Linked DNA regions of Homo sapiens: region 2 is linked to region 1. Evidence: chromatin loops called from intact Hi-C (ENCODE). Cell type or tissue: ascending aorta. All regions are shown on one strand.

What was found. Hi-C counts contacts between places; a loop is a spot of excess contacts. Peaks named below come from ENCODE experiments on the same cell type or tissue, not always from the same donor. Only the 100,000 strongest peaks of a DNase experiment are listed, where the experiment ranks them.
Region 2: it touches region 1 in a loop (3-fold over the local background); 53 of 110 quality-filtered maps call a loop at or near these places.

Annotation. Positions count from the first base shown.
Region 1 is chr10:69,406,818-69,410,817 of GRCh38, forward strand. TACR2 (tachykinin receptor 2) reads right to left here. Exons shown (of 5, transcript NM_001057.3): 3 at 2,105-2,258; 4 at 267-463. Among named protein-coding and RNA genes, the nearest start is that of TACR2, 8.1 kb to the right of the region's middle. RefSeq lists silencers at 1,817-2,096, 2,387-2,486. In ascending aorta, CTCF peaks have their summits at 1,118 (motif pointing right), 1,923 (motif pointing left) and 2,143 (motif pointing right); DNase peaks (open chromatin) are centred at 157, 1,864, 2,184, 3,344 and 1 weaker place; H3K4me3 peaks cover 1,306 bases; H3K27ac peaks cover 3,794 bases.
Region 2 is chr10:69,628,565-69,632,564 of GRCh38, forward strand. FAM241B (family with sequence similarity 241 member B) reads left to right here and starts at 1,683. Exons shown (of 4, transcript NM_145306.3): 1 at 1,683-1,749; 2 at 2,916-2,983; 3 at 3,145-3,275. The coding sequence starts at 3,180. RefSeq lists an enhancer at 2,226-3,111. In ascending aorta, a CTCF peak has its summit at 1,612 (motif pointing right); a DNase peak (open chromatin) is centred at 1,697; H3K4me3 peaks cover 1,398 bases; H3K27ac peaks cover 797 bases.

The DNA.
Region 1 (4,000 bases):
GCCAGCAGGAACAGACAGACAGTGAGAGCTACAGCCTGGGAGACGGTGAGGATTTGGGGAGGAAGGGGGCTCAAGCTAGGCCCAGGCCAGAGGGATTATTGTGCTGGGGGCTGAGTGTGAGGACGGCTTTCTCATGTAGGCTGGGGGCACAGGGCCACAGGTTCCGGCAGGAATGAGGATGGATGCTTGAGCTGTGCAGGGGAGCCCACCTGGGGCTGGGCAGTGGGGCCCTGAGGGCAGAGGGTGGGGCTGGAGTGGGGGCTCACCTGTGGTTGAGACAGCAGTAGATGATGGGATTGTACATGGTAGAGCTCATGGCCAACCAGAAGAGTGCCAGGTAGACTTGCTGGATGAACTTGTGGCAGTAGATGTCCTCCTGGAAGCTGCCCAGGATGAAGTAGAGGTGGTAGGGCAGCCAGCAGATGGCAAACGTCAGCACCACCAGCACCATGGTCTTCACAAACTGGTCCAGGAGAGGCTCAAGTTACTTCTTAGTGCCCAAGCCCCAGCCCCAGCCCTCCGAGGGCAGACACAGAGGACCCCTTGCACCCACCTGGGAACTGCTCCACACACAGACCCCGTTAGCTCTATTACTCAGGCCTCTGAGCATGTTTTGCCCAGACCTTCCTGAGCCCCCAACCTCAGAGGCCTGTGCTCAGGCAGGTCCCTCTGCCCATACTGCCATCCTTCCTTTGAAGTCCTCACTCCTTGAAGCCCAGCTCAATGGCCACTTCCTACAAAAGGTGTCTGGGACCCCTTCATTCACTGCAGCTCCCCCTCCCTGGAGAGTGGCTGAGCTCTCTCTCCTAACCCCATCCCTGGGGGAGCCCCTGTGTCAGCTATGCGTTCCCAGGACGCCCCCTCTCTGGGATCCGTATCGGCACAGCCCTTCTCTCTGTGGGCTGTAAGGTTCCAACCAGGGACCCCTGCCTCTGCCCACGGGTCAGCTCCTGGACCTCCCCCTCCTCAGAGCCTGGCCCCTGCAGGCACACTCCTGCTCCGTTTGGCAGCCCAGCATGCCAATTACAAAAGGTCTGGGGGCTCCTGGGCACCCTGATCCTCACGTAGGATCTGGGTTGAGACCCCTAGTGTGGAGCAGATGGAGGCCAGTGCTCCATGAGGGGCACCAGATGGCGCCCATGTGCAGCTATCTCCCCGAACCACCCTGTGAAAGATGCCTACTTTTGGGTGAGAAGCATGGCTTTGACCTGGCTACATGATGTGGTTAACCCATTACCTCCCCTGTTGCCTGGTAGGAAGGGGGCAAGGACAAGCTTGGACTGAAGGAGGGTGAAGGGGGTCTTGGGCACAGAGGGCTACATCAGGACCTTCGGGGGACCCTGGATGGCAGGGAGTAGGGGGACACTGCCACTTCCGGAAGAAACTGGAGACAGATTTGATGAAGCTGGACAACTATCTGGTCTCCACGACCTCCGGGGTCCGCAGTTCCAGCCTTTGAGGGCTCTCCTGTGACTGTCAGGCACCTTCTATAGTTCTGTGGGGCTTCTCAATTTCAACATTCTGATTATTCAAAAAGTCTAAGATTTTAATATTTTATCATTCTAAGATTCTTGGGGGTATCTGAATTCTACGGGGCTTTAGGAGTCCCTGACTCCCCTAACATTCTGGGAAGTTAATTTTTTTTTGTCTTTTTTTTTTCTTCCTTTTTGTGGAGAACGGGGTCTCGCTATGTTGCCCAGGCAGGTCTCGAACTCCTGGGCTCAAGCTATCCTCCCGCCTCTGCCTCCCTGAGAGCTGGGATTACAGGCGTGAGCCGCCGCGCCCGGCAAGTTTCTTTAATTTTGTATTTGGCCAAAGACCAAAGGCAAATCCGCCCGGCTGGGAGGAACGCGGTCAGGCTCTGGCCCCAGACTTCGCGCGAAGGCAGCTTCCGCAAGCTTCTCCCGGGCGCCCTCTTGCGGACCGGCCTTGAGACCGTAAGGGCGGCTCCCCAGGGCGGGGTCAGGCCCCGTCCCGCCCCCGTCCCGCCCCCGTCCCACCCCCGTCCCACCCCGTCCGGCCCCGCCCCCATGAGGCCTCGCCCCCGCCAGCCCCCCGCCCCCTCCAGGCCCCGCCCCCTCCAGGCCCCCGCCCCCGCGCCCACCTTCTTCATGGCCTGCAGGTGGCGCAGGTTGGCACCGTGCGCCTGATGTCCGGGCACTGCGCGCCTCCAGAGCGTGAGGCCGATGACGCTGTAGGCTACAAACATCACCGCGAGCGGCAGGAAGTAGATGAGGGCGATCACCACGAGGTGGTACCTGCAGGGAGAGCCGAGGCCTGGGCAGCGGAGGGCCCGGGGGCGACTCCGAAGTCTGCCAGCGCCTGGTCCTGGGACCCCGCGGGCACTGTGGAGCCGCCCCTGCGGGCCCACCCTGGGCGCCTCCCAGGGACTTGGTTTGATTTAAACAAAAATAAAGGTGGCATTGGGTAGCCTGTGTGCCAGGAGACGGCTTCCCTGCAAAAGGGACGCCAGCAGTAGCCCTGCGTCCTTCCATATCACATCCTTCCACGTGATAGACACGTGTCAAAAAAAGGAAAAGTGAATGAAACAAATTAAGAAATAATTTGTTTGCAATTTAAAATGCCATTAAGCACAAAGGAGGCAGTAAAATTATCCCACTCCCACCACTATTAACATTAACTATTAATATCTGGCATATTTTTTCCAGAATCATATGTATGAATAGTAGTCACCCCTGATGGGAGTTTCACTTTCCCGGGTTTCAGTAACCCCTCCCAACTGCGGATCCAAAATAGGGGAGGAGAGTACAACAAGATATTTTGAGAGGGAGAGACCTCATTCACAGAAGTTTAATTACAGTATATTGTTATACTTGTTCTGTTTTATTACTAGTTACTGTTAATCTCTTACTGTGCCTAATTTATAAATTAAACTTTATCATAGGTATGTTGAGGAAAAAAACAGTATATATCTATATAGAGAGAATTCAGTGCTATCTGAAGTTTCAAGCATCCACCGGGTGTCTTGGAGTGTATCCTACAGTATAGCCATATATGTATACGTATACGTATATGTATATGTATATGTATATATATATATATACATATATACATATATATATATACATATATATATATATATATATATATATATATATATATATAATCTGTATCTGTCTGGATGGATAGAATGACTGGTGTTAATAAGGCTCCATCTGCACCAACATCGCTATGGAGGCATGGGACAGTGGAAAAGCGCCATATATCACATGCTGCTGTGTCATCTGCTTATGGTTTATCAGCATTTGGCTGGGAACCTCGTTTGTGTCAGCAAATGCTCTTTCATACCACCTTTGAGGAAGTGATGCAGAGTACCATTGCGTGGCTTCCTACCCCGTCCCCAGGGAGGACACTGGGTTGTGTTGAGGCTTTTCATTTCCTTTTGGAAACAGTGTAGGCCAGGCGTGGTGGCTCATGCCTGTAATCCCTAAACTTTGGGAGACCAGGATGGGAGGACTGCTTGAGCCCAGGAATTTGAGACCAACCTGGGCAAGATAGTGAGACCCTATCTCTATTAAAAAAAATTAAAAAAATTAGCCAGGCGTAATGGGGCACACCTGTAATTCCAGCTACTCAGGAGGCTGAGGCAAGAGGTTCACTTGAGCCCAGGAGATCGAGGCTGTAATGAGCTATGATTGGGCCACTGCACCCTAGCCTGGGCGATAGAGTGAGACCCTGTCAAAAAAAAAAAACAAAAAAACGACAGTGTCCCCAGTTCTCAGATCTCTGGTTTATGAGTGACGCTGCAGCCTCTCTCTGATGAGCTGCAGGCTGGGGACTGACTCCTCGGCAGGTCTGCAGTGGGAACCTGTGGAGACAAAAGTGACTCCATCTTGGATGCCACTCCCCTGTGTTGACTTCCGATTCGCCCCAGTCTTGTGAATGCCTTCTGATTTCTACTTTATTTACTGCCCCTAGTGTAAGAACATGTCAACCTTGATGTTACTCCACAAATCGTAGGCTGTGACTCACGTAGCGT
Region 2 (4,000 bases), 220 kb after region 1:
ACATCCATGATTTTCTGCCTGTATCCCCTGGTTTCCCAGCCCACAGAGGTTACCTCCCTCTTGGGGCTCCTGAGTTCCGTGACCTACTTATGGGGTTCTGTTCATGGAAGGCAGTGTTTCTCGGCCCTAGCTGCTCATTAGAAGACTGGTTTTTAAAATGTCTCCATGCACAGATTGTAACCCAGATCAACGACATTGTGATCTCTGGGGTGGAACCTAGGTATTGGGATGGTTTCTAAACATTCCAGGTAATTCCAATGTGCACATTGCGATTTGGGATCACAGGCCACCTCTGACAATCGGGCATCCTGCCTTGTGATTACTGCTTTCATGCGTGCACTTGGCATACCTGGAACACACTGGGGTGTGGGGAGAAAGCACTAGGATTTTGGTTTATATTTACTTTACATCCTATGCTTTTAAAATGTGCATGCTTTACAATCGACTTGATAGTAGAAGAGGTAATGATCATAACAGTCAGCAGCCGTTGAGCATGTACTGCAGCCAGGCTCTCATCCAAGCACTTGACACGAAAGTGCCAGAAAGCAGTCACACCAACATTCAAACACAGGATGGCTCCAGCAGCCACCTTTTATCCATCATGCCAATCTGTTCTCACAGTACACATGTGTAATTTAGAAACAAACAAAAATAGTAACATATAAATAAGATACAGATACCAGAGCGACCCGTGAAACATTTTTTGCTGATAAGGTTTCATGATCAAATAATCAGACTATGGTGGCCGACTATGAGTCCTCCAGGCCAGGTCTAAATCTCTCTCTTAGTTTTGTTCCTTCTGCCCAGCAGCTAGCAGAATCTGGGTTCTAATAAATGCTCAACAAATATCTGCCACTCCCACAAACATTTATTAAATGATAATCATAGCTAACGTTTATCAACATTGCCAATGTGCCAGAGACATCATACTTAATCTTCACAGAAGTCCTGTAAGGCTATGATTACACCTGCTTTGTGACACTGAGCAGCTAAGTAACTTGCTAGAGTCCAGAACCTGAACCCAGACTGTGGGACTGCACAGCTCATTCTCCCCCACTGGTGAGCAGGTCCACAGGGAGCAGCTTATGAAGGTGGTGGGGGAGAAGTGGATTTTAAAACATCAGGAAGGAGGCAGAGGTGGATCATTCACTCCCTGCAGGTGGTTCCTTCTGCCAAGAGTGACCTTCTCTATCCTTACCTACCCTCCTGCCCCAGCTCAAACGCATCTTCTCCTGGAAGCCTACAGAGGGTTCTGCCCCGTTCCTGCCTCATCTTCCCCACTGAACTTGGAACTCCTAGAGGGCAGGGTTGGGTCCTACTCAAGGGGCATCCACGGAGCTGGGTCAGCAAACATAACACTGGTCATCTGAGCCTGCGCCCGCCCTTCCTCCCAGGCCAGGGCGCCCCCACCCCCTGGGTTTTTCCTCCGTGGACGCCGCTTCCTTTTCCTTCTTTTCTCCCTCCTCCTTCTTCTCCTTCTTTTCCACGTGTCTTCTCCTCCCATCCTCTTTTCTCTCCATCCCCACCTCCCACTCCTTCCCACGCCCCATCTCCCCGACCCCCAGCACCCCGCGCCGCCCCCAACCCTGGGCCGGGCAGGTGCAATTCCTCAGGCGGCCTACAGAGGGCGATGTGCGCCGCCACTGGGCCGCGCCCCTCCGGCGCGCGCTTCCTGTGAGGTCAGGTGGGAGGAAACCGCCTGGAGCCGCCGGGAGTGGACGCCGCCGAGGCCCGGAGTCGCGCCTGCAGGTGAGTCGCCGCGCCGGGGAGGGAGCGCATCCCTCGCTGCAGCCCGGGCCGGGACTTGGAGCCGGTGTCGGGCTCCAGAGGCTGGGGCTGGCGGCCGGGGCAGCGTCCCTCCCGCCCCCGGCCCGGAATGTCAGGTGCGCCGCGGGCCGGGCGCGCGGGTGGCCCACCGGGCGGGGGCGCGATGACAAAGCACAAAGGGACTGCGCGCGACCACCATCCGCTCGGCCTGCGCCAGGGCCAGCGGGCTTCAGGAGGGGGACGCGCCTGTCCCGGGCTCCAGGCTACGGGCAAGACCACAGGGCTCCTGACCTTTTTCGGCATACATGTCACCAGTGCTATCTGGAATGTAGGTGGACACTGAGGCTCATCTCCTGAGAATGAATGGCCTTTACCCAGACTCAAGGGGAGGCGTGGAGGGGCCCCGCAGTCCAGGGGTCCGCGGAGTGGAGCCTTTCGAGGGCCACCGCAGCAACCCCCTCCCATATTTTGGGAAGGCTGGGCCCTGCGCCCGTTAGCCAAGGTTGGACTGGTGTTCCCTGCGAAGTGAGGGACAGGTGAGGGGCGTGCCCTCTGCAGCAAAGGTGTGCTCTTCCGAGGCGCATGATGGCTAGGATGGTCTGCCGCTACCAGGCAGTGGTTGTAAAGTAACCCCGAAGTGACCCTCATCTCCCTGGGTGTTCCTGGGGAAGGCCCAGGTGGTGACATTGACTCCCTGGGGGAGCAACACACTCGACCCATTTTTTAGTGGAAGGGAATTGGAACCCCACTGGGGATGCTGGTGCCCTGGACTCCCAGTTTAGTACCCAGGGAGGGCCCTAGAACCAGAGCTTCTGGCCTCGTGTTCCTTCTCTGCTGTCCGTAGGTGTGATCCCGGGCAGGCCACTTAAGTCTCCCTGTGCCTCCGCCTGTGCAATGGCCGCGCTAGTACCCTCCTCGGGGGAGTGTTGTGAGGCTTGAGTGAGGTGAGCCTTGCAGGATGGGCCTTCCACGGGGCGTGGGCCACAGCAGAGGCTCTAGTCCCAGTTGTGCTGTTGGCAGTGTAGTGATTGGCAGTAAAACTTCCTTTGCCAAGGATCTTTTTGATAGTTTTCCTGGTGGACTCAATGTCTGAAATCTTTTTGCCTGGCAAACAACTTGCCTTTATTTCTCCCCTTTTTGTTAATCAGACACAGCATCTACTCAGCGTGGGTCACCTCTGTGAACATCACTGACTGCAAGCCTCCCTCAATTTCTGGTAAATTTTTTCCTTCAAGCTTTTTGAGGTCAGGGGGAAAATCCTCCACAGATCTTCACGAGTCTGGTCCCAGATCACTAACAGCTAAAGGTTTTGTGGTGGGGAGAACTTCTGTGCCACTTGGCTTCCATTAGCCTGCCCACCCTGACCACACAATGCAGGTGCAGCCCATCAGGGACCCACAGCGCCTGGGAGGATGGTGCGGATCTTGGCCAATGGGGAAATCGTGCAGGATGACGACCCCCGAGTGAGGACCACTACCCAGCCACCAAGAGGTAGCATTCCTCGACAGGTAGGTACTCATTTCCTGTGGAGTGGGACAGATGGCCTCCTGTGTACTGGCTACTCCTAGCTTCCAGAAGTCTCTCTTGCTGGTCACTAACCTTTTCTAGCCTGAAGCCCTCTTTGCAGAGAGCTGGGGAAGATGCAGTGGCTTATTGTCTACCTCCCCAGATCTCCTTTCTCCAGGCGCCTCCCCAGACTTCACAGCCAAGAGCTCTCTCTCCTTTAACTTGGTTAGCAAACCTCACTGGAGCTAGCGTCTTTCTTTTAAGAGTGGGTTGGATGACAGAAGCTGGAGAGGAAGTGGAGGAGATGAGCCCTGGGCACAGAATAATCATTTTAAAGGGGTGGCTGGGCGCGGTGGCTCACACCTGTAATCCCAGCACTTTGGGAGGCTGAGGTGGGCGGATCAGGAGGCCAGGAGTTTGAGACCAGCCTGACCAACATGATGAAACCCCATCTCTACTAAAAATACAAAATTAGCCAGGTGTGGTGGTGCATGCCTGTAATCCCAGCTACTCAGGAGGCTGAGGCAGGAGAATCGCTTGAACCTGGGAGGCGGAGGTTGCAGTGAGCTGAGATCGCGCCATTGCACTCCAGCCTGGGTGACAGAGCGAGACTCCGTCTCAAAAAAAAAAAAAAAAAAAAAAAGAAAGGAGTGATGATGAGTATTAAAAATGCTGGCCCTAGAGCCATGCCCTGTAGTCCAACCTGCCTCAACCACTTCCTCTCTCC